2 separate regions of the Homo sapiens genome follow, and region 1 is linked to region 2. The links are chromatin loops, found by intact Hi-C in ENCODE. Cell type or tissue: endothelial cell of umbilical vein. All regions are shown on one strand. Each heading gives the region's core, and the rest is flanking DNA. Links, peaks and the distances in the headings are about the cores only.

The links. Peaks named below come from ENCODE experiments on the same cell type or tissue, not always from the same donor. Only the 100,000 strongest peaks of a DNase experiment are listed, where the experiment ranks them.
Region 1: a loop joins it to region 2, with 4 times the contacts of the local background. A loop is called at or near these places in 2 of 110 quality-filtered maps.

What each region holds. Positions count from the first base shown.
Region 1 is chr10:89,135,945-89,152,202 of GRCh38, reverse strand. It overlaps the pseudogene LOC100289238. Among named protein-coding and RNA genes, the nearest start is that of CH25H, 63 kb to the left of the region's middle. In endothelial cell of umbilical vein, for the core only: no CTCF peak of the experiment used is centred there; a DNase peak (open chromatin) is centred at 7,232; H3K27ac peaks cover 792 bases.
Region 2 is chr10:89,071,168-89,087,425 of GRCh38, reverse strand. LOC124902552 (a long non-coding RNA gene) reads left to right here and starts at 352. Exons shown (of 3, transcript XR_007062379.1): 1 at 352-449; 2 at 2,999-3,119; 3 at 7,515-9,275. RefSeq lists enhancers at 298-830, 2,711-2,910. In endothelial cell of umbilical vein, for the core only: no CTCF peak of the experiment used is centred there; a DNase peak (open chromatin) is centred at 7,245.

The DNA of each region.
Region 1 (16,258 bases), core at 3,760-11,759, 65 kb before region 2:
AAGAATGGTTGTGGTGTCCAGTTGGTGACCCCCTACTGAGTAGGATGTTTGGAACTACAGCTTTGCCTCATAGAGGTTTTTCCCACATTTAAAACTCATTTATAAAAAAATGTGTGATTGATTTTCTACTCTGTCTTGCCACCATAATTATTTGCTCTGGCAGACAATTAGCATTTTTTATGTGACTCATATGACGATTTGTTTGAAACTCACCCCATGGCACTGATCTCACAGCTGCTTCATTTCTAACTCCAGCTCCCTCATCCTTTAATCTTGCAAGAAAACATCTGAGGTATATTTGGGAGTGGAGAGAAAAAACTGCATACATGATTATAGCAATATTGCCTTAAAATTCTCTTGAGTCTTCCTTATCTCAATGTGTCTCTGTCTTCAAAACTCTCCTTTTCCCTTCTCCTCATTGCTCCCTAATTTTTGTAAGCCTCCAGAACACATAATGTTTTTTTGCCTGTCTACCTGTCTTCTTTCCTTCTTTAATAATTAAATGTAAATCTCACCTTTATGTAAATAATTATCTAAGTAATACATATATACTTCACATTACAAAAATTCAGACAATTCAGATAATCAAAATGTCATCGTAAGTGTCAACCCTTAGTCCCAGTCTCCTTTCTGGAGATAACCATGGTTATTAGTTGATACAGCCTTTGATGTCTTTCCCTCTGTAATTGTTGTTAGATAACATAAAATTACTGCTTTTGTAGGTCACAAATGATCAAATATCATTGTGCATAATTACCTTTATTTTCTTTCACAAATGTATAAAGGAGTTACATGTAATAACTTTTTATTTTATAAGATTCCTCCTTCTATCTATCTACCTGCAGAGGTGTAGAGTGTTATTTTGTGCACTTAAAAAACATAAATAGAATCATATTACACATATTTTATTGCGATTTATTTTTTCCAGCACAGCAATATATCCTGGATATCGTCTAGGTCAGTACATGTGTCTCTACCCTATTCTTTATAACAGCTTGTAAAACTCTTTAGAATGGATCACTTATTTAACCTATCTACCTACCTACCTACCTATCGATTTATCATCTACCTGCTTATCTATTACTATTTTAAATCCTACAGTACTTGACTATATCTCCTTGCTTATGTGGGAATATTAAACATTTAAAAAGCAAATGCATAAAGACACAAATTAAAAATAGGTTAGGTGTCATTCCCTATAGAATTAGTACTTGACATTGTCCTAATTGTTAATAGTGGATCTTTGCTTAGAGGCACCCTATCTGGGTTTAACATGTTTTGATCTGGCTTTGGGGGCCTTCCAGCTTTGTGTGTCTCTGCTATTTGGCTGTTAGAAGCTCTCCTTGGTATAACCATCTTTCTTATAATAAACATAGAAACATAATCATAGGAGCCAGATTCTATGCTTCTTGAGTAAATGATCTGCTCCATCTTTCTGTAGGATTTAAATGACTGACCTGCATGCTTCAAACCTTTCTGTCACAAATGGCCTACCTTTTGTATTGTTCCTAACCCCAGACACTTCAGAATTTAAAAGATTTATTTTTGACTACCAAACAGAATATATTGATCAATACATTTGATTTTATAAATACTTATCATAGGTACAGAAATATATAAATCAGTCTGATTGGCATGAGTGAACAAATGTGTCGCGCTGAGTTACTATGAGTCCAGTTCAAAGTGAGGAAATGTCATTGTTGGGTCTGACTCAGATCCTTATTGTAGATTGATCTACTATTTCATTAGGCTATTCAAAAGATGGAAGAAAAGCTCTGGGTCTCCCTACTACTTGTGCTAAGTGAATAAAAGCTGAGGTTTCTCATAGCCTAGCATGTAATCTCATTCAAAGAAACACAGTCTGCTAAATGAAAGGGATTCAAGCATTTTCCATATTTATTAAAATCTCTTGTAAAACATCTATGAGGACAGAATTTATATCCCACAGCAAAATTTTCATTTCCTATTCCTTTATAAAATTATATTTTCTGTTGGTTCAACATATCCAAATCAATAAGTGTGATTCGCCACATAAACAGAATTAAAAACAAAAACCACATGATCATCTCAATAGATGCAGAAAGGGTTTTTAATAAAATTAAACATCCTTTCATGTTAATAACCCTCAACCAGTTAGGTGCTGAAGAAACATACTTCAAAGTAATGTGAGCCATCTATGACAAACCCACAGCCGACATCATATGGAAGAGGCAAAAGCTAGAACTATTCCCAGTGAGAACCAGAACAAGACAAGAATGCCCACTCTCACCACACCTATTCGACATAGTACTGAAAGTCTTAGCAGAGCAATCAGGCAAGAGAAAGAAATAAAAGGCATCTAAATAGTAAGAGAGGAAGTCAAACTATCTCTCTTTACAGATATGATTCTAAACTTAGAAAATCCCATAGTCTCTGCCAAAGGGCTCCTGGAACTGATAAATAATTTCAGTAAAGCTTCAGGATACAAAATCAAGGTGTAAAAATCAGTAGCATTTCTATACACCAATAATGTTCAAGCTGAGAGCCAAATCAGGAACATAATTCCAATTACAATAGCTACACAATGGATAAAATACCTAGGAATACAGCTAACCAAGGAGGCAAAAGATCTCTATGATGAGAACTACAAAACATTGCTGAATGAAATCAGAGATGACACAAACAAATGGACAAACGTTCCATGTTCATGGATAAGAAGAATCAATATTGTTAAAACAGCTCTACTGCCCAAAGCAATTTACAGATGTAATGTTATTGAATTTATCAACATCATTTTCCACAAAATTAGAAAAAAGCTATTCTAAAATTCATATGGAACCAAAAAAGAGCCTGAATAGGCAAAACAATTCTATGTAAAAAGAAGAAAGCCAGAGGCATCACACTACCCAACTTCAAACTACACTACAAGGCTACAGTAATCAAAGCAGCACAGTACTGGAACAAAAACAGACACATAGATCAACAAAATAGAATAGAGAACCTAACAATAAAGCTACACACAACCACCTGATCTTCAACAAAGCTGACCTTTTATAACAAACAATGGGGGAAGAACTTTCTATTCAATAAACTGTGTTGCGATAACTGGCTAGCCATATGCAGAAGAGTGAAACTGGACCCCTTCCTTTCACTATCCACAAAATTTAACTCAAGATGGATTAGAGACTTAAATGTAAGACCTAGAACTATAAAAACCCAGAAGAACACCCAGGAAATACTATTCGGGACATTAGCCTTAGCAAATAATTTATGACTAAGAAGTCCCCAAAAGCAATTGCAACAAAACCAAAAATTGACAAGTGGTATCTGAGTAAACTAAAGAGCTTCTGCACAGCAAAAGAGACTATCAACAGAGTAAAGAGACAACCTACACAATGGGAGAAAATATTTACAAAACATGCATCCAATAAAGGCCTAATGTTTAGAATCTATAGGGTATATAACAATTCAACAAGCAACAATCAAACAACCCCATTAAAAAATGGGCAAAAGACATGAACAGACACGTCTCAAAAGAAGACATACAAGCAGCCAACAAACACATGAAAAATGGTCAGCATCACTAATCATTAGAGAAATGGAAATCAAAACCACATGAGATACTATCTTACACCAGCCAGAATGGCTATTATCAAAAAGTCATAAAATAAAAGATATCCGTGAGGCTGTGGAGAAAAGGGAACTCTTATACAGTGCTGGTGGGAATGTAAATTAGTTCAGCAAAAGTGGGAAGAAGTGTAGAGATTTCTTAAAGAAATTAAAACAGAACTATCACTTGACCCAGCAATCCCATTACTGGGCATATATCCAAAGGAAAATAAACTCTTTACCAAAAAGACTCATGCATTCTTATGTTGATCATAGCACTATTCGCAATAGCAAAGACATAGAATCAACCTAGATACCCATCAACAGTGGATTGCGTAAAGAAAATGTGGTACATATATGCCATGGAATACTATACAGCCATAAAAAACAAAATCATGCTTTTTCGCAACATGGATGCAGCTGGAGACCATTATCCTAAGTGAACTAACGTAGGAACAGAAAACCAAATACCACCTGTTCTCACTTATAAGCAGGAGCTAAATACTGGATACATGTGAACACAAAGGTACTAACGATAGACACTGGGGATTAGTTGAGGCAGAGTGAGAAGGAGTGAGGGTTGAAAAACTACCTATGAAGTACTAACTATGCACACTACCTGGGTGACAGGATTATTTGTATCCCAAACCTTAGAACACGCATTTTACTCATCTAAGAAACTTGCACATGTACACCCTAAACCAAAAAATAAAAATCAGGAAAAAAAACTTATTTCTCATTTCTTTTGCTCTTAAGATCTCTCAACCCATTGCTCTCATGAAGACTTTCTCTTTGCCTCTCAAATTCAACTCAATACAAACTTCCTCCACACTCACCACTGCATGGTTCTTGATTTCCTTGTCCCTCATCTCTCTCTTACAGTGTAAGACAGCAGTGTATGGGCAGCATGGACTCATGGTTGTCAGACACTTGTGTTCATGGGAGAGAGATACAAAGGTATAGGAAATTATAATCAGAAACCAGACATTCTAACACTGAGCATAAAATCCCCACTGTTGACATTCCAACACTGAGCATAAATTTCCAAATGTTTTCTTACAACACACCCATTTCTGTTCCAAATGAGTCCCAGTCATAAGTCGGTTATGAGGCTACATCTATAAAGATGCATCAGTGTCTCCCTTTTCAGTAAATATTTCATTAAGTCCCTGCTGAGGAAGGCCTCCTGGAATGGGTGAAACTTGTGCCAGGTGAGTCAGACTTGGAGCCTGTGCTCAGACACTCTCAGTCTAGTTGTTAAATAAGACATATAAATAACCTACTATACTATAAGATGAAGTGGAGCAAGACTACCCTGAAAGTTGAAAGGAAGATGGATTTATTCGGACCATGAGAATTAGGAAAGCCTTCAGAGGAGGATTTTGTGGTAGGGTTTGAAGGACGAATAGGAACTTTTAAAGTATTTTTTTGCATATAAAGAAATACATGCTCACTACATGTTTAAAAAATATAAAAAATACAATGAATAAAATTAAAATAACTTACAGTATCTACACTAAAAGATAATCAACATTTGTGTTTGGCATATATACTTCTAGTCTTTTTAACGAACATGTATATACACACATACATGTGTATTTATATTTTTCCTTAGTAGAATTGGAATTATAGGCCGGGCACGGTGGCTCACGCCTATAATTCCAGCACTTTGGGAGGCAGAGGCAGGCGGAACACAAGGTCAGGAGTTTGAGACCATCCTGACCAACATGGTGAAACCCCATATCTACTAAAAAATAAACAAAAATTAGCCAGGTGTGGTGGCGGGAACCTGTAATCCCAGCTACTCAGGAGGCTGAGGCAGGAGAATTGCTTGAACCCGGGAGGTGGAGGTTGCAGTGAGCCAAGATCAAACCACTACACTCTAGCCTGGGCAACAGAGTGAAACTCTATCTCAAAAAAAAAAAAAAAAAAAAAAAAAAAAAAAAAAAGAAAAAGGAAAAAAGAAGAATTGGAATTATAAGGTATGCACCCTTTTTTTAACCTACATTTTTCCATTCTTATACTGTAGAAATATTTTCAGGGGACTAAACATTTTGAAATTTACAATTAAAGACCCAGTTGCTCCTATCATATGAATGTATCATAATTTATACATTTTTATATTTTTAAAATAAATTCCCCTTGGTTGGACATTTAGATTGCATACAACTTGAAAGCATTATAAACAAACATTAAACATATTTGTATTCATCTCTGAACTATCCTTAGGATAAATTCTTAGAAGTGGAACATAGGGATAAAGATTTAGATATTCACAACCATTCTGGTATCTTTTGCCAAATAGTCTTCCAGAAAAATCTATCTTCAACCATACTCCCATATGCACAGGTGAGCGTGACTATGAGAAAGACTTTGCTGGTTAGAGACTAGCACTTCAGTTTATTGAACTACACGGACAAGCATGACTTGAGCTCAACATATTTGGGGAACAATAAGGATCCCACTATGAAAGAAGCAAAGGGTACATGGTAGATGTGGCAGGAAGTGACCATGGAGAGATGGTTGCACGTCATGATAGGAAGTTTGAGATTTACTCTGTAGGCAATTGGGAACTTTCAAAGAATTCAGAGCCAGGGAAGGCCCCATCTGTGCTCAGTAAGCCCTATCTGACACCAACATGAAGATAAATTATGCAGCTGGGAAACTGGAGGCACAGAGATGAGTTAGGGAGAAATTATAATGACTCAGGTGAGAGATGTAGACATCTGAACAGGCAGTGCCATCAGGGATGGAGAGGACAAAATGGATATGAAATGCCTTAGGAAAGTAAAAAAAAAATGCAATTAGATGTACATTTTTCTGTTTGAGTGACGGCTGGGCTTGTTTGGGTGATGTTATTTTTCCAAGGTTGGGAGAGTCCATTACAGGCAAATTGTGTCCGGGAAAGGGGTTACTTGGGCCTGAGGGATGATGGAGGTGCTGCTCTGGTGGAAATAATGGACTCTTTGGAGTTAGGCCTGAGTTTGAATTCTTGTTATGCTCCTGGTTGGATCCATGACCCAGAGCCAATTCTTTACCATCTCTGAACCTGAGTTTCCTCCTCTCTGAGATGGAGCTAATTCTGCTCACCTTATAGTGTCATTATGAGAACTAGAGATAATATGTGCCAAGCGCCCCCACAGCTACATGGAAGCTGGTTCTTTGCTTTTCCCGCTAAGGGACCCAATCCATCTGCTTTATACTGCTGGAGTGAATAAGCAGCAACAAGTCCTACAAATATGAGCTGGTTTCATTGAAGTCAGAAGAAAGTTGACTTTTATAACAGCTTATAAACCTCAACCTAAGCTTTTTGTGTGTGTTATCTTTATTAATACTTACTTGCAGCAACCTTCCAAGGTAATGCTATTATTCCCACTTTATACAGGGAAAATGAAACTCGAAGAAATCCAGACAGCCCTGCTGGAAAATGGCAGAGCTAGGAGTAATACTTTTGCATAAGTTAGACTCACTTTCCACAAGTCCTATTGTTGCGGCTGCAGTGGCAGGAAAAGGAAAGGATATTTACTGCTAACTCTGTAGTCAGAGAAAAGAAGTGTGTTTCCTGATGTTTTAAATCAGACCTTATTTTTAGAGGAGCCATAGAATGTGATAAACCTCCCCTTCCTATACTGTTTCTGTGAGAATATCCAAGTACTGTTTGTTGAGGCAGAGGAAAGAAGAGGTGACAGGAAGAAATTAAAAGGAAACATTATTCATTTCCCGTTTTGCTTTGATTCAAGTTCTCTGAAACAGATTACTTGGAAACACGATGCTTCAGGTGAGATAATCTGATACTTCCTAATTATTTGATGGCGTGTTAACATGTCTTAATAGAAAATGTAGTCCTGCTGAAGAGGAGAGCACTGAGTCCAACAAAACATATCATTTACAAAAACAAAAGCTGAAGAATGAAAGCGGCCCTGGAAAAACTCTTTCAAATATAGGTAGTATTTGACATGGAGATTTGGTGTCAGACACACTAGCGTTCAATTCACAGCTTTGCCATCATCTGGCTCTGTGACCTTGGGAACGCCCATCCTGAGCCTGTGTTCCTTTAGCTGTAAAGTGGAATCCTACATTTGATTAGTGACTGTTTAGCAACAATTATATGCTACGCACTATTCTAGGCACAGGGCATATGGTAGAGAAAAAAGAAAACAAAGATCCTTTTCTAGTGGAGCTTACATTCAAGTGAGGGAGGAGGGAGACATAATAAGTAAGGCATATAAAGCTAAAACATGTAATACATTAGATAGTGATAAGTGCTAGGAAGAAAAAATAAAAAGGAAAGGAAGGTGTGTATTTTCATGTGGAGGAAGGGTAGTTAGAATTTTAGGATGCCCAGGGCCCGTCTCAATGAGAAAGTGATTTTTTTAAGTAAAGAGACTAAGGAAGTGAACGAACGAGCTATGCAGATGGCTGGAGACGATAGTAGTTGGTTATATAGACGAGCTTATTGTTTAGGGGAAAGTTCCAAGCTACAGATATAATTTAGAAGTTATTACCTCATAGATGATATTATAATTAAAGTCATTGAGATTGAATGAGGTCATCAGGGAGTGATTTGTAGACAGAAAAAAAAATTGGTCCAAATACTGAGCCCTATAGCATGTCCATATGTACAAGTATAAAAGAGAGAAAGTACCTGTAAATGAGACTGAAAAGGAATAGCAAGGGATGTAAGAGGATGGTCAGGTGAGTGTGGTGTCCTGGAATCAAAATGAAAATGTATTTTAAGGCAAAAAGTGCTGCTGATACACTAAATAAGTGAGATGAAGACTGAGAAAGGAAATCTGGATTCAGAAACATGGTGGTCACAGATGTCCTTGAGAAAAGCTGTTTTGGTGGAGTATTGGGGACAAAATCCTGCTTGGACTGGGCTCAAGAGAGAAGGGAAGGAGAGAACGAAGAGTATGTCTAGACAACTTGTTTGAGATGCTTCGATATCAAGGGAAGGAGAGAGAGAAATGTGGCTATGATGGAGACAAAGTAGCATCAGGAGAGGAGTTCTGTCTCTGTATTATTCTGATGGGGAAAACAGTCCCATATATGTTTGTATGTTAGTGGAAAATATCTAGTAGAGCAGGAAAGACAGATGAGGTTTCTGAAAAATGAAATAGTATCTGGAGAGAATTGGGATAATAATAATAACCATAAAATTGTAATTGATCTTTTAAATTAAATACCTACTGTGAGTCAGGTTTCTGTACATGGCCCTTTGCATTTATTATTATCCTCTAAAATGCCCTGCTTATCATTCCCATTTTACAGACAAGAAAATTGGGGCTTGGAATGTTAGTTATCATGCTCTAGAGCAAGGGTTCTCAAACTCCAATGTGTGTGCACATCACCTGGGGATCTTGTTAAAATGCAAAGTTTGATTCAGTAGGTCTGAGCAGGGTCCTGAGAATCTGCATTCCTAATATGATCCCAGGTGATGCTGATGCTGCTGGACCACACGAAGACTAAATGGAGTCTAGAAAAGATCATGTGGACAGTACTGAATTCCTGGCCTGTTTGACAAAAATCCCAAGTCCCTTTAACAGGTGCTGTGTATCCTCCCATGATCTTGGTTGGGTTACAAATTAGAAAAACAAAAGTGAAAGAGAAACCCAAGGAAACCCAAAGAGAAACCCAGGGAGGAAGGAAAACCACCATTTTTTTTTTCCTGCTGTCTTGTAGGAAAAGTCCTGAGGAAAGTGGCACAGGCAGATTTGGCACACCGAAGCATATGCTCATTATTGGCCCATTGGAAGGATCAAGATTCCCCCACTGGGCCATCTCAGAAAAGTGTCTGGGCCAGACGGGCTTTTTCTTCCCTTCCCTCCCCTCCCCTTCTCCTTTCTCTTCTCCTTTCCCTTCTCTCCTTCCCTTCCCTTCCCTTCCTTTCCTTTCTCTTTTCCTTTCCTTTCTCCTTTCCTTTCCTTTCTCCTTTCCTTTCCTTTCTCCTTTCCTTTCCTTTCTCCTTTCCTTTCCTTTCTCCTTTCCTTTCCTTTCCCCTTCACCTCCCCTCCCCTACCTTCCCTCCTTCCCTCCCCTACTTTCCCCTTCCCTCCCCCTCCCCCTTCCCCTCTCCTCTCCTCTCCTTTCCCTTTCTACTCTCTCTTTCTCTCCTACAGTGTCCCTTTGTTGCCTGGGCTGTAGTATAGTGGTGCAATCATAGCTCACTGCAACCCCAAAACCCCTGGGCTCAAGTGATTCTCCTGCCTCAGCCTCCTGAGTAACTGGGACTATAGGAATATGCCAGTGCAGCTGGATACTCTTTAATTTTTTTTTTTTTTTGTAGGAATGAGGTCTTGCTATGTTGCCCAGGATGGCCTCAAACTTCTGGGCTCAAACAATCCTCCCATCTTGGCCTCCCAAATTGCTGAGATTACAAGAATGAGCCACCACGCCTGGCCAGACAGGCTTTTCTAGTCATGATGAAGTGTCAGCTCATCCCAGTTCATTCCCTGCCTTGGTAGTATAATATATAAAAGTTAGTCCCACATCTAGAATTAAATGGAAAGTAGCTTTATTGTAGTCCACCTTGAAAACTTGCTCTTTGCATCAGCAAGGTGTGGTGCAAGGTGGAGCACTCAGATTTGGGAGTTAGATGTAGTCACTTTCAAATCTGATCTGGGCCCTGCTATTTATTAAATGTGTGATCTGAGCACATTTTGAACCTATAGGCTAGTGCAAAAATAATTGCAGTTTTGCCATCACTCAAGGGCAAACAACACAATTACTTTTGCACCAACCTAATATATTCTCATCTCTAAAATGGAGATTATGCTCTCTAATTTACAGATAAGCAGTACTGCTTCATGGTTAAAAGCATAGCCATTGGAAGAATTAATATAAGAGCTTAAATCTTAATACTATGATTTCCCAGTTGTGTTTTTAACTCCCATAAGCTTTAGAGTTTCTCATCTGTACAACTGGGAGATCAACCTTACTTCCTAAGATTAGTGTTCAAACAAATGAGATCTTCTATGTAGAAATCAATAAAAGTCAGCTCTTATTATTAATATTAATGCTATTTTTACAGGGCTTTTGTGAGAAGTGATTGAGACACAGATGTGAAAACACACAGTACAGCATCTTTCATGGAGGAGGCACCCTGTACATCTTTGTTTTCCTTTCCCCCTAATCTCTGGGGTTATTGGATGAAGTTTGTTAATAGAAAACAATTGTAAAAGAAGTATCTTAAGCATCCAGAATCTAGAAATAAAATTAATTTAGCCTTCAGTCTGAAGCATAACCGAAGAATAGAAGAAATTCAAAGGAACCATAAAGATTTTTTTTCTTGGGCAATAGGGAATACCAGAAGGATGAAGTAAAGCCATCTTACAGAAGTGTCTGTCAATGCACTTTATTCAAGCTACCTTGAAATACCACTATTTCAACTCTTAGGTCTCCAAATATTATATGGAAAGACATATTTAGCATTTAAAAATCTACTTTGAAGAATTAAACACCATTAAAATTCATGTAAGAGCATAATCTGATTTTATCACTAATGATAAGCAACATATCATTTTAAGATTTTTTTTTTTTTTGAGACAGAGTCTCCTTTTGTCACCAGGTTGGAGTGCAGTGACTCGATCTCAGCTCACTACAACATCCGCCTCCCAGGTTCAAGCGATTCTCCTGCCTCGGTCTCCCGAGTAGCTGGGACTACAGGTGCACACCACCACACCCAGCTAATTTTTGTATTTTTAGTAGAGACAGGGTTTCACCATGTTAGCCAGGATGGTCTTGATTTCTTGACCTCGTGATCTGCCCGCCTCGGCATCCCAAAGTGCTGGGATTACAGGCGTGAGCCACCGTGCCTGGCCTTCAGATGATCTTTTTTTTAATTTAATTTTTTATTTGTGTATTTCACTGTAGTCCTGTGACAACAAAATGACATCTGTGTACCAGAACATACATACATCAACAGTAAGGTGTAATTTTTCATTACATCACTGCTAGAATATTTAGCTTTGTGTAGAAGACACATAAGCATGTAAGATGGCCACACCAAATAATTTTCTGTTTTTTTCTTAATCTTTTTTTTTATCAGTAATACTTTATCAACCTCACTATTAACAGAATTGTAAATTATCTGGGCAATAGGGTGTGTGGAGAAGATTAACTGTGTTATACTGTAATAGTTGCTAGATAATCTCACACACTCCCCAATAAGGAACTGTCACCATAATTAAGGGCTAATTACTGTTGTTAGTTGCACAATGATAAAGTTCTTTTGAAAATATTGGTTAGCCCACTTATATGTGAAAAATGCCGTTTCCACTTATACACAAGAAAAAAATATTCAGAAAGCTACTTTTGGCCTTGCTATGTCAAAAAGTCAACTGTACAAAGATCTACATGTTAAACCTAAAATTATAATTTTAAAAGTCTATTAAAGACCAAAATGTCATGCATTTTTTACTATCAATTATGCAGAGGCTTTAAAACTGTTGCAAGACCATATAGTATATATTAGCTTTTATACTGCTAATGCACAACTAACAGCAAACTTGATTAGATTAACAGAAATCTGTCTTAATTACACCTTTCTATATCACACTAGAGACAAATGCCACAAGATCTGCAGAAACATTCCGTTCTGAGCACTCGAATGACAGGATAACTTTTTGAGTTGTAATCTTTCACATATAGAAAAACAAAAAAAAAAATCTTCAGTCTCACGTTACAAAAAAAGTACTGTACAATATTAAGAAGGGGTAAAGGATATCATCTATAACATAAACTAACAACTCGTGTCAAAAAGCAAACAAAATCTATAAATAAAAATATCAAAATACACAGAACAACTGAAGCACAAATCCTGCATTAAATACAGTAAAGATTTAATATGACAATGCACTGCTTAATGGAAGACACAAAAATAGGGTGGGGAAGCTAAGGCAACCAGAAAATAAAATCAAAATAATGGGAAAAAATTGGAACCACTGTTTTCCCCCTAGTCGGAGCATATTTTTTTTTTTTGGTGTCTTTCCATTCAAATAATACATAACACTGTACATTTTTTAATGTCATAGAAAAACTTGGTTCTTCCATGAAATCCTTTAAATTCTTGATAAATGTTTCAATGTAGACATTATTATGAATGAAAAACAGCCAACAAATGGGCACTTTTTGTTTTTTTAACACTGAAGATTTGCAGACACCTTTTAAAAGTTATCATAATCTTTTTTTGTCTTTTTTTCTCCTCAGCTTCAAATCCATCAACTCCATCACTATCCCTTCTTCATTTCCTGTTGTCATGGATGTTAAAATGTTGGCTCATTTGTGGTAATGGATCCATGCCTATAACTTTGTATATCTGGTGGAATGCAAGGAGTCTGAATGCAAACTGTGTACTGGATGTGAAGTCTTCACACTGCTGGTCAGTCATTGTTGCCAAGGTATCAAAGGGATCCTTTTCACAAAGATCCAGAAGCCCAGGACTACCTTTAAAAATAATCCCTGAAGAAATGCACTCAAAAACTCTTCTCAGTGCATCCCCAGGGCCCTGAGGGCTAGAAGCACTGCTGATTGCTTTCTCTACTAATAACTCCATAGTTGCAGAAACTTTATCAACTATTTCATCATCTTAAAGTGCCTAGCCATTATGTGCAAGGCATTGTAACCAAAATAAAATGAACATGGGCTCTGTCTTCCAAGAAATTGCAGAAATGTAGAGGTAACGAATAAGTCAAGAATGAGGTAGAAAATAGAAAATTTCTTAAGCCAAATGTAAATACACTAACAGCTCAGAGAAAAATTTTTTCAAGGAAATTCACAGAGAGGATAAACAGGTGGCTTCAGTCTTAAGGGTTAGAGAGGATACAGAAATGAATCATCAAAATCCACTCAATTTGCAAACTTGGATTTATGAATTTATGTGTACTAATTAGACTAACTCTTTGAGGCCCAGGAGTTTTTGAAGATAAAGATCATTATTTAGTAATAAAAAGTGACTTCCACTGTGGAGAGATTCCACTGAGTTAGGTACTATGCTCAGAATAATCTTCTGGAACGCTGTCCTTCTGAGATGGAGAATGAAATGAATTTCTGACATGCGCACGTAAGAGCGTATCAGTTTATCATCATCAAAACTCACCTCTGGTGACATGATAGTACTTGTCTCCAAAACAGCAAGCTGTTTCTCTCCTCTGTGCTTGTGCTCAGGCTGTTCCTTCTGCCAAGAATGTCCTTCCCCTACTTTTCTTTTTTCCTTCAACATTTATTTTAAGTTCTGGGGTACCTGTGCAGGATATACAGGTTTGTTACATGGGTAAACCTGTGCCATGGTGGTTTGCTGCACAGATCATTCCATCACCTAAGTATTAAGCCCAGCATCCATTACCTATTCTTTCCAATGGTCTCCCCCACAACCCATTCCAACAGGCCCCAGTGTGTGTTGTTCCCCTCCCTGTGTCCATGTGTTCTCATTTTTCAGCTTCCACGCATAAGTAATAATATGCGTGTTTGGTTTTCTGTTCCTGCATTAGTTTGCTGAGGACAATAACTTCCAGCTCCATCCATGTCCCTGCACAGGACATAACCTCATTCCTTTTTATGGCTGCATAGTATTCCATGGTGTATGTGTACCACATTTTCTTTATCCAGTCTGTCACTGATGGGCATTTGTGCTGATTCCATGTCTTTGATATTGTGAATAGGGCTGCAATGAACATACACATGTATGTGTCTTTATAATAAAATAATTTATATTCCTTTGGGTGTATACCCAGTAATGGGATTGCTGGGTCAAATGGTATCTCTGCCTCTAGGTCTTTGAGGAATCATCACACTGTTTTCCACAATGGTTGAACTAATTTACACTTCTACCAACAGTGTAAAAGCATTCCTTTTTCTCTGCAACCTCAGCAGTATCTGTTGTTTCTGGACTTTTCAATAATCACCATTCCGACTGGTGTGAGGTGGTATCTCATTGTGGTTTGGATTTGCATTTCTATAATGATCAGTGAGGTTGGGCTTTTTTTTCATATGTTTGTTGGCCTCATGAATGTCTTCTTTTGAGAAGTGTCTGTTCATGTCCTTTGCCTACTTTTTAATGGCCTTCCCCTACTTCTTAACCTGGGCAACTCAACTTAGTGGCTACCTGTCAACACACGTGACTTCATAGAGAGAATTGTGCCCCTCTTGTCAGTGCTCCTGTAACACTATGGGATGATGTCTGCCCTCAGACTAACCTTATGGTACTAAAGATGGAGTAATCATTGCCTGACTTCTTACTGTATCATGAGCTCCTGACCTTTGCTACCCCTTCTGCGTTGCTTGGCACTTATCAGGCACCACAATCTGACACTATCTGTCTTTTACTGGGCAAATGTATATTCTGTGATTAATGGACATATTTGGATTTATTTCTATAGTTTTGTTCTATTTAAACTGTTTTTCTATTCCTTATTTAAAAAATCTTCCTGAGTTAAAAATCTTCCTGATTAAAAAATTATTTTTTCTTCTCATTGTGGCTTGAAGCTGTACATTTTATTTCTACTGTAGTCTATTTTGGTGGCTAAACTTAACATTTAAAAAATGTATGCTTCACTTTAGAAAGTCAAGTAAATGAACATCTTTACTCTTCCTAAACAGTTCAATGCCTTTAGTATCTTAATGCAATGATGCTTTAGATCTCGTCACTCTAATTTTGCATATCATTGCCTAATATTGCAGTTCATTTTATTATCATTGTATGTTTATTTTAAAATGAAATTTACTTTTGCCAAAGAGCAACAGACTATATATGAATGGGTTTAATTTCTATTTTGTTCCGTTCATCTATTGATATATAATATATCCACAATAAAGCTTATCAATTTTAAGTATACAAGTTTACAAATGTATGCAATCATTTAATCACTGCCACAGACATAGCATAGAATATATCTTTACCTGGCACAGTTTCTTTATGCTCATTGCAGTCAATACCAATTCATCATGGTCCCAGGCAACCACTGATCTGCTTCCTACCACTATTGATGAGATTTGTCTTTTCCAGAGCTTCACAAAAATTAAATAACATTATGTATTGTTTTATGTCTAACTCCGTTCACATAGTTTAATGTTGTTGAGAGCCATCCATGTTGTGTGTATCAATTTTTTTTATTACCAAGAATTCCATGATATGGAAATACCAATATCACAACTATTTTTATTCATTAATCAATTGATAAACATTTCTGTTATTTCCAGTTTGGGGATATTATGAATAAAGCTGCTATGCATTTATAAACAATTTTTTGAGTGGGCATAAGTATTTCTCTTGGATAATTACCTAGGAGTTGAATTGCTGAGTTTTATGGTAAGTGTATGTTTCTTTAAAAAACATTATCACTATAATTCTAATCAGTTCACATATTAATATTAAATATGCTTCAAAAAACAAATATTTTCAAAGCTGTGTTATATACTATGACATCAAGAGTGTGGAGGTAAGTCAGGTAAATGTGTGCTTATTTTTAGAAGAAACTTCTAAACTGTTTTTAAAAGTTGGTTGTACCATTTTGCGTATCCATCTGCAGAATATGAGAGTTCCAGTTGCTCTACATCCTCATTAATCCTTGGAATTACCAGTCTTTTTGATTTTAGCTGTTCTGTGGCTGTATGGTGGTACATTGCCCTTTTAAAATTAAATTTCCTCAAGACTAGTCATGTGGAGAATCTTTTT
Region 2 (16,258 bases), core at 3,973-11,972:
GGGTGGAGGCAGTCGTGTTGGTGAGGTTTGATCTCCTACGTTCAAGGAAATGGGAAAAGCTCAGCAAAAAGCATTTACTGATTTGAATGAGTTCCAGTGACTAGAGAAAATAAGCATCTCTGACATCAGTTTTTCCCAAACCCACAGCAGTTTAGTCTTCATACGTTCTTCCGGAGACCAGAGAAAATGTCTGTTCCCACATTTCCAAAAGCACTTAGGGAGGGACGATGCAGTCTGCCAGAAGTGGTTCTGCCTTTGGGACTGAGTCCCCTTCTGGGACATTTTTAGAACTTCCGCCCGCCATGTGTGAGGGCGGGTGGTGAAGTTCTGGTGGCCGGTTCTGAGGAGCTCACGTGACTCACTGCTGTGCCTTCTGTGGGTCTCCAGCTGCGCCCTTGACTTGCATCATTAGCTGTCCTCATCCAAGAGGTCTGAAGATTCATCAGACTGTAAGCTCGCACTCCATTTCCTTTTGATTGCATCATGTCATTAGCTTACTGAGAAGACAATGACTATTTCCAAGAGAAAGGTCCATTCTGCCACCACAGCTGTTACCAGTAAGCAGCTGGCACCCTGCTGGTAGGCAGGGTAGAGTCCTCTGTTGTGTATATAAGATGGTGGAGGAATTACTGAAGCAACTTCCTCACTTCAAGTTTCCTTGATTTTCATGATTACAATGGCCTTTACTTTCATTCTTCTCTATTTTTCTATGGTCATACTTGTTCTTTACATCAACTGGAGATGTTCTGCAGCAGAAACTAGTATGCTGTTTTCTGATCATAGCCTCTTCTCCCTTTAACTCTGTTATTCGTAAGATGTCACTTTAAGCAAATGAAGTTTACTAGTCCCTCTGCAACTGCCTTTTTTGCCCAAATGCCACCCCCTCCTACTTTACTTCTTTATGTGTGCAAGCTTTATCCATGAGGTATTGTTTAATCCACTTCATCCTCCTGCCAGAATCTCCAACATCCCAGCTCTCTTTTCTGCCCTAAATATCCAACCTGTAAGTACTAAACCTGGGTGCCATCCACCATCCAACTGTCTGCCTTCTACAACCACTTATTGAAACACACACACACACACACACACACACACACACACACACGCACACAGAGTTATGGGCATTGGTATTAGTATAATTGCTTGTATCCAACTTGAGTGGATATTCACCACCACTCCCCAATTTTTTTGTGTGTGAATGTGTGTGCCCCTAATAAGCTTCCTCTCTCAGTACTCATGGTGGACATTCCAGCAAGTTCTGGAATGGAGCACAAGGTGATGTTTCAATACATGTATATATTGTGGAATAATTAAATCAGTCAAATTGGCATATCCATCACCTCATATATTTATCTTTTCTTTTTGGTGAGAACATTTAAAATCCTCTCTTTTAGCTGCAAGTGTCTCTGCACACTTGTCCTAGAGAATAATAATGACTATTCTCTAGGGGCAAACTTCCTATCCTAGAACCTCTCTCCTATGCTGCCTCTTCAAGTCTCTCCTCCTGCACTCACCACTCCTTTTCTCTATTCTTAGGACAAGTTCTGATCTTCTCCCTATCCAGAAAAAAATCTCTTTATCTGTCCTCTAGACTCCATTCCTGCCTGCCTCTTCCAGGACCTTACTCCATTAATTACTTCATTTCTCTTCTAGAGTCAAACTTTTTCTCCAATATCGTTCATTTTAAAATTTAAAAAACAAAACAAAACTTCCTTTACTCTGCATCTCCTCTAGCAATGCTTATCTAGCAAACACATAAGGTATTGTTCCAATTTTTTCACAACTCATTTAATATTCACAGTGACACTATTAAACATTCCCTTTCTCAGTTTCATATTTGAGACATCTGAGACACAGAGAAGTCAAGTAACCTTCCTGAAGTCACCTAGTTTATTAATTAATGTCAGAGCTAGGAATCGGACCCAGGAAGTCTGGCCTAGAGGCCACCGGGCTGTTCCGTACTCCCCCTTCAACATTCTACCTCCTCCTTTTACTTCTCAACCAACCTTTTCAAAACATGGGCACTACTTACACTTTCTACATTGCAAATTGTCTTCTGTTTCTGCAGTCCTCTGAAAGTGTTGCTTAGGGACACTGGTGACTAACTTCCAGCTTGCTCAATCCAAGAGACATGTTTTTTCCCTTTCCTCTCCACTCTCTCGCCCTTTCTCTTGTTCCTTCAATGAACAGAATTAGGTCAGTCATAATCCTGGTTCATGCCATATTTATTATTGGTCATTCAATGCCCATTTACCTTTAGTTAATTTTGATAAAGTATTTTTAAAATATAGCAATGAAATAAAAGTCAAGGCCTCAAAAATAACCTACCCCTAACTATGCTCAAACCACCATTTCATTCCCCTTACTCCCTTCACCCAGGTAACTCATTATATTAAATGCTATGTTCATCACTCCTTTATTTTAGTTTTGAACATTTTTTAAAAGAGTATCATACTATGTACAATTCTCCTAGAAACTGTTTTCAATTAATGTTATATTGCTAAGATTCATCCATACTGTTGCATGTCAATTGATTTCATTAATTTTTACTGCTATATAATAACTAGTCAAATATATGCAAATATAACACATTTTATTCATACATTTTCCTACTGATGGACATTTGAATAAAAGACATCTCTAGACCTTATGTTATTACTCTGGTGTTTGGTGATATTTGTTGACATCTCCTCCCTTTTTGAAAACCACTGCTCCTTTTTCATTTTCTTCCAGTTCTTCTTTAATGTGACTGTTTCTTTGTAGTCACCTTCATTGACTCATCTATCTCCTCCTGCCACTTAAATATTGATGTTGCTCAAAGTTCTGTCTTTAGTTCTTTCACTTTCTATTTCATATGTTATTCTGATGCAACCATGGAAAGTGAAAGTCCATGGTATCTGTGTGGGCTGTGAGCTGTGAGTTTCTAAATTTATTTTTTTATTTTTATTTTTTGTTTTCATTTTTGGTTTTTTTCTTTTTTCTTTTTTCTTTTTTTTAGACGGAGTCTCGCTCTGCCACCAGGGTGGAGTGCAGTGGCATGATATCGGCTCACTGCAACCTCTGCCTCCCGAATTCAAGTGATCCTCCTGCCTCAGCCTCCTGAGTAGCTGGGACTACAGGTATGTGCCACCTTGCCCAGCTAATTTTTTTTATTTTTAGTAGAGATGGAGTTTCACCATGTTGGACAGGATGGTCTTGATCTCTTAACCTTGTGATCCGCCTGCCTCGGCCTCTCAAAGAGCTGGGATTACAGGTGTGAGCCACCACGCTGGGCCTCTAAATTTATTTTTAATCCTGCATACCTCTCCTGAGGCAGAGTCTTATATTAAACTACCCACCTAACTTGGCCTCAATTTTCTCACTTGTAAAATGGAAGGGACAATAATATCCACCTCTTGGTGATGACAGTACTGAAGGAGATGGCCTGTAAACTATAGAGTACAGCTTCTAGAACAAAGAAGGGTTTCACAAATGAAAACTATTTTATTACTATTGTTCTGTAGTTTACCACATGCGTTCATGTCCCAGATTTTCCTCAACACAGACAACAGAAATGTAAGGGCATCATGCAGGAGTGCAGTTGAAGTGGATGGTCAGAGACTACTGCCTCAGAGACTAGTCTTGGTAATTGCATATAGGCTGCAATTCTGGTCCCAAATGGGAAAATGAAAAATGCGCTGTCCTGTAGCCTAGCTATTCAAGCTTGCCTATCAGAACAGTGGGAGCCTCAAAAGGTGAAAGTAGTCTTTCCTTAATTTCCTTAAAGCTCAGCCCAAATTTTAACTATGGAAAGACAGAACATCAGGAGATGCCAGCAAATGTACCTAGATTAAAAGAAGAAACAAACTTGGATTCCAAATGCTTCAAATTATCTCAAAGTCATGACGTTTAACCATAATTTTCATAACCAGGCACAAGACGACTGAAAAAGTGGCCAGTGCTCCCATATCATTAGGTGCTAGTCAAGGAGGGTTATAAAGGATCTTTTCTCACTATTTCTTGCTATGAATTTGATGTTGTAAATGGATAGGCTACATTTATGACCTCGAGAAGACTTACACATGAATAAAATTTAAAGGAGCATCTGCTATGCATTTCTTCTCTTTTCCCAAACTGAAGCCTGATGGGGCCATAGACTCTGGCTGGGATGCAATATTGTAGAAGCCTAAGTTGATGGTCACTTGTCAAAGGGAATGATACAAAACATAGCAACCCGGTGAAATTTAAAAAAGGAAAAACACTTGGTTAACATTCACTTCTAAGACTTTGTCATAAGGAACCAATCAGAGATGGATACAAGAATTTACAAGCAAGCATGTTCATATCAGCATTGTAATATCAATAAATTGGTAACAGCCCAAATGTCCAAGAATAGAACATAAATTAAATAACTTCTGGTATAGCTATATGATTGAAAAAGAATTGCAACCAAATGCTAACATAAAGACATGTCCTTAACTGTAGTTATTGCCATGATAAAATACTTATGATATAATCTTAAGTAAGAAGAAAGCCATAAAGCAGAATGTAGAAAGTAATGGCAGTTTGGTAATGAAAAAAAAGTATATATATATATATGAATCATTGGGGGGATATAGCAAAATATTAGTAATGGTGGTCTCTAAGAGGTGTGATTGCTGGAGATATTAAATTTTTTCTGTATTTAAAATATCTTATTTACATTATTCATTATTAATATAATTTTATAATTAAAATCTTCAAAATTAAAACATGAAACATAAAGAAAAAAATAGCTGGGCAGAAGGTGAGTTTATAGGCACAAAACAGAAAGGATGAAGAGAAGAAAGACCTTTAAAAAGGGAGCACAATTCAAAGAGGCAGAAGTTGGAGCAACTTTCAGCTGAAAACAGGGTATCAGCAGCCTCAACTCTGGTCAGAGAGGGGAACACCTGCTCATATTATTATGCCAGAATATATGGGGAATATCAGGTCATAGAATTTGACTGTCTAGGACTCCTATCAAAAAGTCTAGCTGGTGAATTGGAACATGCATATGTGAGAGTTAAACTATTTGTTAATAGCATACAATAGTATTAAAAGCACTTCGTTTCTAGAAAAGGAAGGGGAGTAACGGGAACAAGGAAGCACAATAATAGCATAACATAAACCTGCCTAACATGATTCATCCCAAATGCTCTCTAAACTTTTCAGAGTTAAAATTCGGTTTGTCCGGTGGGGAGGCATATATCTGTCTATGAGTGTGGATGTGTGTGTGTGTGGATGTGGATGTGGATGTATTTGTGTGTGTGTGTGTGTGGATGTGTACATGCATTTGTTGGGGGATTATTTCCAAAACATTTTCTTCGGAAGGTAAGTGGTAGGGACAAGATCTTGAACTGGTGTAGCTGCCCAAGAAAGTGGTGTGGCTCTACTTATATCAGATGAAATAGACTTTAAAACAAAAATATTATTAGTGATGAAGACCATCACTATATACAAATGAAAGTTTCAAATTACTAAGAATATAGAGCAATCTTAAGCATATATGCATCTAATAAAAGTATTGCCATAGATAAAGCAAAATTGATATAATTGTAGGAATAAAATTATTAACTCATTATCATAGAAGGTGATTCAACATATCACTCTCCATTACTAAGTTAGACACATCAATCAGCAAAGATATAGAAGATCTAAATAATACAAAAAAACCATTTTTGATCTAATAGGCACATGTAGATTTCTACATCTGATAGAGAAAATACATTTTTTTCAAGTACACACAGAAATTGATCATGCACTAAGCCATAATGAAAGCCTCCACACATTTCAAAGAATCAGAATCACATAGAGCATGATTTCTGACCACAAGTGTAAGTTACAAATTCATTTTAAATATATTAATAGGTAAACCTCACATACTTAGAAAAAAAAAACAAATTTCTATATAATTCATGGTCTATAAAATAAATTATAATAAAGATTTTCAAAGACAGTACTGTATAATATTTTAACAGACTAACAAAATTTGTAGCTATAGAAAAAAATGGTGTTTTGAAGAAAAGATGTAACCATAAATAATTGTATTAGAAAACCAAAGGAAGAATTAAAAAAAAAAGAGCTAAATGTGCACCTTAAGAGACAAGAAAAGAAATAAAATAGAATAAACCCCCAAAAGTAGAAGGAAAGATATAATTAAAATAGCAGTAGAAATCAATGAAATAGAAAATAAATATATAATAGAGAAAAACACAAAAGAAAAAGGGTGGTTTTTTTTTAAAGAAACTAATAAAATAGACCAAACTCTGAGAAGATTAATCACAAGAAATTAGAAAAAGCACACATTAATAATATGGAAAAAAAGAGAATATGCAACTACAGATATAGCAGAGAGTTAAAAAGATAAGGTAATATTATTAACAATTATAAGTGAACAACTTTAAAAACTTAAACAAAATGAAGAAATTACTAGAAAAGTATGATAAACCAGAAATGACTCAACATGAAACACAAATGTTTATCTATTTCCAAATTGTTTATGTGTAAGAGCACTTTCTTCCTACAATATCGACTCCAATCTAAGTTTCTGGAGGGTAAGAGATAGCTATGAACAACTTGGGCAACAGAATAAAGAGCTATCAACAGGAAGTAGGTAGACTGGAGGTGGGGGGTGGGGTAGGTCCTAAGCAAAGTTTTGAAACATAGATGGGCATTCATACTGTAGGATGATCAACAGGTGAGATGCTGGCTACCACCCATGGATGCTTCTCGAAGGAGTACAATGCGAAGGAAAACCCATGCAGCTCCCCAGCTGCATACATGCAACGTCCTCAAATGGAGATCCTAAGGTTGATGGTTTCAAATTCAACCCCCACAAAATTTCCTGGTGTTGGCAATTAGTGATGTTTAGTTGCATGAATGCATGAACGTAGATTGCTTCTTCATGTTGACTTCACTCCTCGATTTATGCTTTCCCCTTTCTTGGAATCTCTCTTCTCTCCCCATTCCCCATTCTCGGTCTAGTAGATGTTAGGAGAAGGAGGAAACAGTTCCTCTATTCTTCCAAATCTTTCAGTTTACAGCTTCCCCTCAGTTTTTAAATTCACAGGCCAGAGATGCTGCTTCTGTGGTTTTTCTCTGAGACTTTACCCTACCTAAGGCAATAGGTGACACATGATGTCCTAGGCAAGAACAGGACTGGGATAACCTCAGGATTTGGAAGGAGAGGAAGCAGGGGGAAAAGGAGCACATCTATTAGTCATTTGGAGTAGCTTCCTGCCACATGTGTAAATAATAGCTAGAAGACAAAGTGTCATGTGCCACAATAGAAACATGTAAGAGATCATTTGGAACATTACTGAGAGAGCCAGGAAACATTAATCAATTTTAGTGTTTTACGTTTCTTTAAATAACTTCATCACATGCTACATATTAGGTCAAGTTTTAAGATCAACAGGCCCCCTTAAGTTATAAGACTGGAGACCACTGGTTCACCTAATGCAACTTTATCTTCATTTTTTATTTATTGACTTATTTGTTTGTGTCTTTGTCAGAGAATTAAGAAGACTGGTCTATTTAAAACTTGTTCGTCAAGCAACGTGCTCATCACAAGCTTCTCTAAATGGATGGTACATCAAAAGACATTTATTTGAACAAATTTATTTGGAGAAAAATTCTCTTTGGGAATTTGGAAATAATTAGATTTAGGTGTTAGGTATCTTGGGAATCTTAATTTTGGGGATAAAATTTTCCATTTCTTGGAAAGAATGTGGCTAAAAGGCACAAATTATTTGTGATTTCACCCATGGAGGAAAAATGCAAAATGCACTAAATTATCTCAAATGTTTTCTTGGCATGGAGACAAAAATCTAGATATGTTTAAGCATCTGGATGACCAAGAGAACTATTCATCTCCGTTGCAATTATTCATATTATTCTGTCCTTTCACCACGATTTCTAATCACATCAGGAGCTCAAGGCAAAGGGACAAAATTTGGTTAACAGACATTTTTATGTAATTACGGTGGGGGTAATGTGCCTTAGGAAGGGGAGAAGACAGAAGAGGTCTTGTCTGGGAGGTTCAGTAATTGAGAATGAATGGAATACTGAAAGCAGATTTTTTTCCTAGAGCAAGTCATGTCCATATAAACTATGTAAGTTATTTTCTAGCCTGCTTCTACTTTTTTATATACTGCCATGACTTGCATTTTGTGTCAGGGCACAAGAATTTTTAAAAATACTTGGTGTTCAAGACCTTATTCTTGAATTCTTACTGCTGTGCCTCGACCCTGACATACCCTGTCTCTCTTTTTGAAACAGTTTTCTGTTTTTGTTCCTCTTTCTAATATTGGACTGTTGATATTCAGACTCCTCCTACTCCACCATTTTTATTTCAGTTTGGTCTCCATACTTCCGACTTTAAAAACATTTTTTTACCGTGGATTTCTGCTTTTGGTTTAATTATTCCATGAACAACTCTGTGAGTAATGATGCTTGTTTGCTTGTTTTGGTCGGGACCGAAGCCATGTCTCACTGTGTGTTGCACACACAGGCAGTTCCATGGGCAAGGCCTGGCCCTGAGCTGGGCCCAGGAATGGATTGCACAGTGGTTTTAAACCCACCACAAGCCATTCCCAGTTTGGGTTGGCAAAAACTTGTTCCAGGAGATGAGCTACACCCGTGGTCTGACTTTCACATGTTAACAATTATTTGCAGAGGAAACTTGCCCTAAGATGTGGTGCAAATAATACTAATCTATGTCAATCTTGGAAAAAATAACTCTACTTGTACACTGGACTGAATATAGGTCAGTTGTCGAAATTTTGGCATTAAGACAATTGACAACTGAGCATTCAGACAATTTGAAAATGGAGCAAATTCCAAACTCTAAATTATTATTTTCTGAGCTAAAAAGGTAAGATGCATATTAAAGCACTTCCCTGATTGATATAAGGAAGTGACATTGATTCTAGGAGAAAGAGAAGACCGTCTTCCAGAGGCACTGGATGTGCTAAGTGCTTAGATGTACATGTGGTATAACTTAGCATTCATGACCTTAATTTCTACAGTTTTCTGCCAGTGACTATCTGTCACATGTAGTAATTAAAAGTTTTAAATAATATGCTGGAGAGAATCACCCAGCTCTGAAGAGTCTGGGCCATTTCCCAGTCTAGGCAGCTTAAGTACCCACGAGAAAATAAGTTCTATGAGGACACAAACTGATTCTTTTTCATGATTTTATCCCTGGCACCCATCACAGTGTTTAACATGATAAATACCTGCTGAATAAAAAAGAATTCTGATGTTGCTGCTTATTGCTTGCCACCATATAATTCTTGTCAAGTAATACACTCTCTGTTGTAAAAATGACCTCGAGGTAAGGGGTAAAACTTGCTAAAATCAATTAACTTTTGTTGTGAAATTGCTCAGGAAATGCTGAAGATTTTTCATGAAAATGTGGCACTGTAGGAAGTTTACATTTTAGACTTTCTGTATTTAGACAATATTTATGACTTTGTCATAATTTATTTGAGAAGTTTTCTCTGGATGCCTCCTGTGTGTTAGGTATTATGCTAGGAAATGGAGAAACAGTGTGAGAGCATTGATGGTCTGCTGTACTCCAAAAATCAGCAAGTCATGGATTTCTTCTCAGCTTAAGCTGACACTTGAAGGTTGTCTTAGTGTGTATGTTGGGTTGGGGTTGGAGAGTGGGGTGTGGGTAAAGCTGGCAAACAGGAAAACCTTGGCAAATATTGCAGTTATCTGTTTAAACATACTAGGTGCTAGATGCACATTGGTTACTAGTGAGATTTAATTTTTAGAGAGCACAGGTGATACTGCATTTCTGAGTTAAGCCTTGTGGAAGCCAACTAAAAAGTCCCTTTCTTCCTTCAGGGAAGGATGGGAGAAGAAAGAGGAGAAAAGAAAGGAAAGGAAGACAGGAAGAGGTGAGGGATTCAGTAGACAGGAGGGAAGAAAACAACAGAGAAGGGGGAGGAAAAGGAAAGAGGGTGAATAATTTATTTCCGTAGGTCAAAATTGCCACTCTCTTTATTTTGTTAACATTGTTAAAACCTTTTTCATTGTGCTAAATGAATTGATATTACAACTGATCATTAATCTGGGAAAAGCCAGACAGAAGTCCAAGTAAAACAAGACTGTTTTTGCATTATTGTTATTTTTTAATTTTTATCTTTGTTTGAAACATGTGTCACTCTGTCACCCAGACAGGAGTGCAGTGACATGATCTCGACTCACTGAAACCTCTGTCTCCTGGGCTCAGGGAATCCTCCCATCTCAGCCTACCGCATAGCTGGGACCACAGGCTGTGTCACCATGCCCAGCTAATTTTTGTAATTTTTGTCTTTTTTGTAGAGACAGGGTTTCACCATTTGCCCAGGCTGGTCTCGAACTCCTGGGTTCAAGCAATCCACTCGCCTTGGCCTCCCAAAGTGCTGGGATTACAGGCGTGAGCCATCACACTCCTTCGTTTTCTGCATTGTTATTCCTCAGAATTGTTTCTTTTTCTCTTGGTCTTTCTCAGTTTAGTGCACAGTAAACTTTTCCTCAAACTTTGCAAAAAGCAGGGCACCCACCAGGCTGCATCTCCTCATGGGGGTGGGGGGGGGGACGTTTTTGCCCTTGTCCCTTGTCTTTTCTCCACGTCTCAGGAGCAGCCACCTTCCAAGGGGCCTCCACTTGACCTCTCTGGCTTCTCCAGGTATCCCCCAAACCTCTACAGCAAAATGAGCTCATCTCTGTGTTTTGAACTGGAAAAGAACAATTATTCCTTGCCTTCCTTATTCTTCCTCTGATTCCAAACAACCAGAAGAAACCCATACAATTTTTAAAAAACAAATAACAATCTGCATAAACAAGGTATAGCAGCAACTGAAATGTCAACATCTTAGAACTTTCAGTGCATGATCTGCCAGTCTAGGAAATCCACATGATGTAGTACTAGGTCTATGCTGCAATTTCTACCCAATGAAGAGCCGTTTGGGGTAGGCACAAAATAAAAGTTGCCATTTTAATAAAAAGTAAAAGGCTTGTATATATATGTAGAAGTCTGCATATGACACTTCGAAATGTGGGTTATAGTGGTGGCCAGTTTCATTTTGCAGAGTATGTGGAAAGTGAGTAAGATTTCCTATAACTCAGCATTACATGGAACTCTGCAGTAGCCAGAGACTAGCTATAAAGATGCTTTATGTAGCATCTGGTGTGTCTCTGCCATTTGTGGAAATGTTGAGATACTCCCTTATAGCTTGGTAGGTAGGTACTGTCCTGAGCCTGAACATTTCCATCATTCTAACACTGTAGCCCCCTCCACAGGACCTTTCTCTGAATTCCCTGAAGACCCAGAATCTAAAGAAAGTACATCCAGATTAACAAGTGGCACTCAGAATAGGGCTTCAGCTCCATGGCCTATGTCCCATTGTTGCCTGAGCTATACTGATTGTAAAATATATTTGAAAGTTATCCTGAAAATAATTATTCCAATGCTGTTGGCTTGACCAAACTATATACAGAAGATACAAAAGGGTTAGAAGAAAAAGAAGCAAAGTTATTTCAGATGAAACTGGGATCATTTCCCAAAGTAATAGCTCTCACCATTTCCCATCCTTAAGGAAAGATGATGAGGTAATTCCAGGGCCAGATTGCATATTATTTGGCGTCTTTTAATAATAAATGATACTACAGATATACACAGATGTAGGCAAAAATAGACATATTTTTGATAAGTGAAATGTAAACAGAATTTGTATAAATCAAATTATGTTTTTAATGTAAGAGAAAGAGTCCTTTTCTAGGAAGTATTGTGTCTTGCTTATACCGTAAGCCTCAGCACCCAGGAGAGTGCCTGAAATGCAGGTGCTCAATAACTTTTTTAAAAGTTAATTAATGGATGCATGTTCTTGTGGATCAACTAGGACTTTAAAAAACTTTCCTTCAATGCTTTCAACCCTTGTATTTGGGTATAATTTGCTCAGATTGTGAGAAGCAGAGACTGTTGTTATTAGGCTGCAGGCATTGTGTCTGATCTGAGCCTTCACTACTGACATACTAGAAAGTGTTACCATTTACCCAATGTTCACAGCAACATGCTGAGCATCTTGGGCAGAATGGTGAATGCAAAGATGACATAGAGTGAATTCTGACCTAAAGACCTAAAATAGTTTATATTTAGATGTTTTATACTGATTGAGGTGGTGAAGAGTGAACTAGTGGTATAATAGTAATCAAAGAAAATAACAGAATTCCACAATTTTCAACATATCTGAGATCTCACCCCTTTACTAGAACTTGGATATCAGATTCTCTTCAGGAATAAAGAGATTCCTTTAAACTGCTTTGGGATGAAGAAAATCTAGTAAATACAAAGCAAAAACTTCAGAAAGACAATTTTTTGATGCATCTTTCTTTCAAGCTACAGCCATTAGTTAGGGAAGGAAACAAATTCCATGGATACATCCAGCCTGCCTCTTGTCCCAACCTTATTTCCGACCTGTCACAATCAAGTTAAGGAAAGTTTTATTTTGCTAGTAGCAATGTGATCTCCTTCCCGGTCTCTATTCCCCAAACAACGATCCCTAAGATTCCCAGATCTGTGCTGACCTCCAGTGTCTCCTTGAGCTTCAAAATTTTGCAAGGCCGTGATTTCAAGCATGCTTCCAAACAAAATTTTGATGGATGGGAACTCTGAAGTCTTAATAGAATCTTTTCCTAAATTAAACAATACTTATAAATGCAAAGTAGTTATCCTTAAAATAATTCATTCTCCAATTGAAAAAAAAAACTCACATTGCATTCTTAAAGTGAACCATATCTCAAGATGAGAAGAGCTTGTTACATGCTATTCACACTTCTCCACTCCGTATTCTGGCCCTGAGTTGGACAGTAGTGAAGAAGTGATTTTTTTTCTCTTTCCTCAAAAAACCCAGTAACATATGCCACTGTCTGTTATGATTTTGCTAGCACCATTGACTAACTACCTGAGCACCAGCTGTGACTTCCATTAAGAATCTCTTTTTGGATGTAACTAGTGACCAAGAGTCCAAATGAAACTACCTTTATTTGCTGTTTCCTGCCCTCTAACCAAATGTTCTGACCACATGTTTGGCTTAGAAAGGAGAGGCTGTCGTTTCACTCCCTAAAAGCCAGTTTTTGCTAGAATGATAAGTGCTCCCAAGGCCCTGGGTGGCGGAACTGTTTGCCAGGTGTCACGTGCATGGCCATTATTTCCTTTCCAGGGATGTAATGCAATCTTAGCCTTTGAATCATGAATCTTTTTTGAAACAACATTTTCAAATATAAGGAAACAGATGAAAGAGTACATGTTATTTCAGTAAATGCTCTATTTTTTTTCTTTTTCTCTCTTGCCAAAAACAATAACCTTATCTGGGAGTCCCAGACCAAAACTTTTACCCCAAAGGCCTCTGAGTTAGAAAATAAAAATCACAATTTGGTTGCCGATGTTTAAGGCTCTAAAGCTCTTTCCCAAGTATCCATGTCTAGGATGCCGTCCTGTCTCTTGAGACTACAATGCTGTCTTTAGCAAGGCTCTTTTCTTTCTGAGTCAGACCCCTGCCTTTTAGCCTTAAAGATGCTCTCCTGATAACCCTAGTCTCCAAGACTTAATGGTGGTTCTTGGACTTAACCCAAAAGAAATTGCCACATTTTCTCCTGGCTAGGGAATTTCATCTCCTTTCTCAGTTTCTTGAGTAGAGCTACCCAGGATAGCTGGTGAACCCATCTCCTGGATTTTCTTTCCCCACTGCTCCCTCCTTTAATATTCTTTGCCACATCAATTGCCCTTGCATTTAATGACAACAGCTACCATTTGTTGAGCTATTTAATCAGAGAAAATTTAGCATTGAGGTTAAACGCATGGTATCTGGAGTCAGATTATCACATTTTGAAGCCTGAGGATGCTACACACAAACTGTGGGACTTTCATTATTTAACCTTCATTTGCCTCAGTTTCCTCATTCATTAAATGAGGCTAATAACTTTACCTCCCTCACAGGACTGTGTGAGAATAATATGTACAGTGTGTTTTTCCTGGCAGGTGGTAAACTCATATTAAATGCTAGCTCTGTTATTGCTACCATGTTTGGGTACAGTGGTAGGCAACCTCTACAAACGGCCCCTGATCCCTGCCTCCTAATATTCATGTCCTTGTGTAATCTCACTTTCCTGAGTGTCAGCAGGACCTAGTAACTCACTTCCAATAAAGAGAACATGGCTACTGCAATGGGGTGCCTGACAAAAGACTAATATCCAGAATCTACAAGGAACTCAAGCAAATCAGCAATAAAAAACAAATGATCTCTTCAAAAAGTGGCCTAAGGACATAAATAGACAATTCTAAAAAGAAGATATACAAATGACTGACAAACATACGAAAAAATGTTCAACATCACTAATTATCAGGGAAACGCAAATCAAAATCACAATATGATATCAACTTACTCCTGCAAGAATGGCCATAATCAAAAAATAAAAAAATAATAGATGTTGGTGTGGACGTGGTGGAAAGGGAACACTTTTACTCTGCTGATGGGAATGTAAACTAGTACAGCCACTATGATAAACAGTGTGGAGATTCCTTAAAGACCTAAAAGTAGATCTACCATTTGATCCAGCAATCCCATTATTGGGTATCTACCCAGAGAACAAGTAGTCATTATACAAAAAAGACACCTGCACATGCATATTTATAGCAGCACAATTTGCAATTGCAAAAATATGGAACCAGCCCAAATGCCCACCAATCAACAAGCGGATAAAAAAAATGTGGTATATATACACCATGGAATACTACCCAGCCATAAAAAGGAATGAAATAATAGCACTTGCAGCAACCTGTATGGAATTGGAGACCATTACTCCAAGTGAAGTAACTCAGGAATGGAAAACCAAACATCGTATGTTCTCACTCATAAGTGTGACAAAGCTATGAGGACGTAAAGGCATAAGAATAATATATTGGACTTTGGGGACTTGGGGAAAGGGTTGGAGGCAGGTGAGAGATAAAAGACTATACACTGGGTACAGTGTACACTGCTTGCGTGATGGGTGCACCAAAATCTCAGAAATCACCACTAAAGAACTTACTCATGTAACCAAACACCACCTGTTCCCCCAAAACTTATTGAAATGAAAAATAATAATAAAAACAAAAAATCTCCTCAGGTACATACAATGGCATATTATTTATAAAATTACCTTTAAAAGGAAGGGAATTCTGACACATCCTATGATATGGATAAACCTTTAGGACATTATGCTAAGTGAAATAGGCCAGTAACAAAAAGTCAAATATTATATGATTCTGTGTATATGAGATACTTAGCATATTCAAATCCATAGAGACAGAAAGTAGAATGGTGGTTGCCAAGGGCTTGGAGGAGACAAGAGGATTTCTTGTTTAATGAATACAAAGTTTGAGTTTTGCAAGATGAAAAGCGTTCTGGAGATTGGTTGCACATAATGTGAATGTAATTAACACTACTGAACTGTACACTTAAAAATAGGAGGGTCAATTTTATGTTACGTGTATTTCTATCACAAATAAATATTTCAAAAAAAACCTGCTGTACAGTGATTAAAATCCATAATAAAGTCGTGTCTGTATTACAGAGGAAAATTCAAATGTTTGTTAAATAGTAATGAATAAGTTTTTGCCTTCAGAGAACTTATATTTGGGCTAGAATCCTACCTCTGATTCTAACAAAGAAAAATAGTATATCAATGAAAATATATTTTAGCTAACTTCCATTTTCTGAATGTGGACTTTCAGAATGAGAGATTAATAACTTAGTGTATTGTTTGAAATGATTTTAACTGATTTTAACTGATTTGAAAATGCTATTAAGTAGAACCCATCTCATATATTGAAGATGAGAAAGACTGTGAGAGGCTGATGGAGGAGATTGTGGTGTGGCGGAAGGTGGGAAAGGAGAGAGGGGACAGAGGTCCAAAAGGGTCTTCCCATGATTGACATACTTGAGTTACAGCTGCTGAGATAGAGGAGAGGGTGCTTAATACAAAACATAGATGCCTTCAAAACAAATATTATATTTTGACTCAATAAAGAAACATTGGCATTTTTCAGCTTTAATTTAATTTATTACGCTCATGGAAATTTTGCCTCAGAATGCAAGTTCAATTTCTGCACTCAATATGATTATTCCTTATGCAGTAATTAAAGAGAATCATTGGCACTTTTTCAGCTTTAATTTAATTTATTACTCTCATGGAAATTTTGCCCCAGAATGCAAGTTCAATTTCT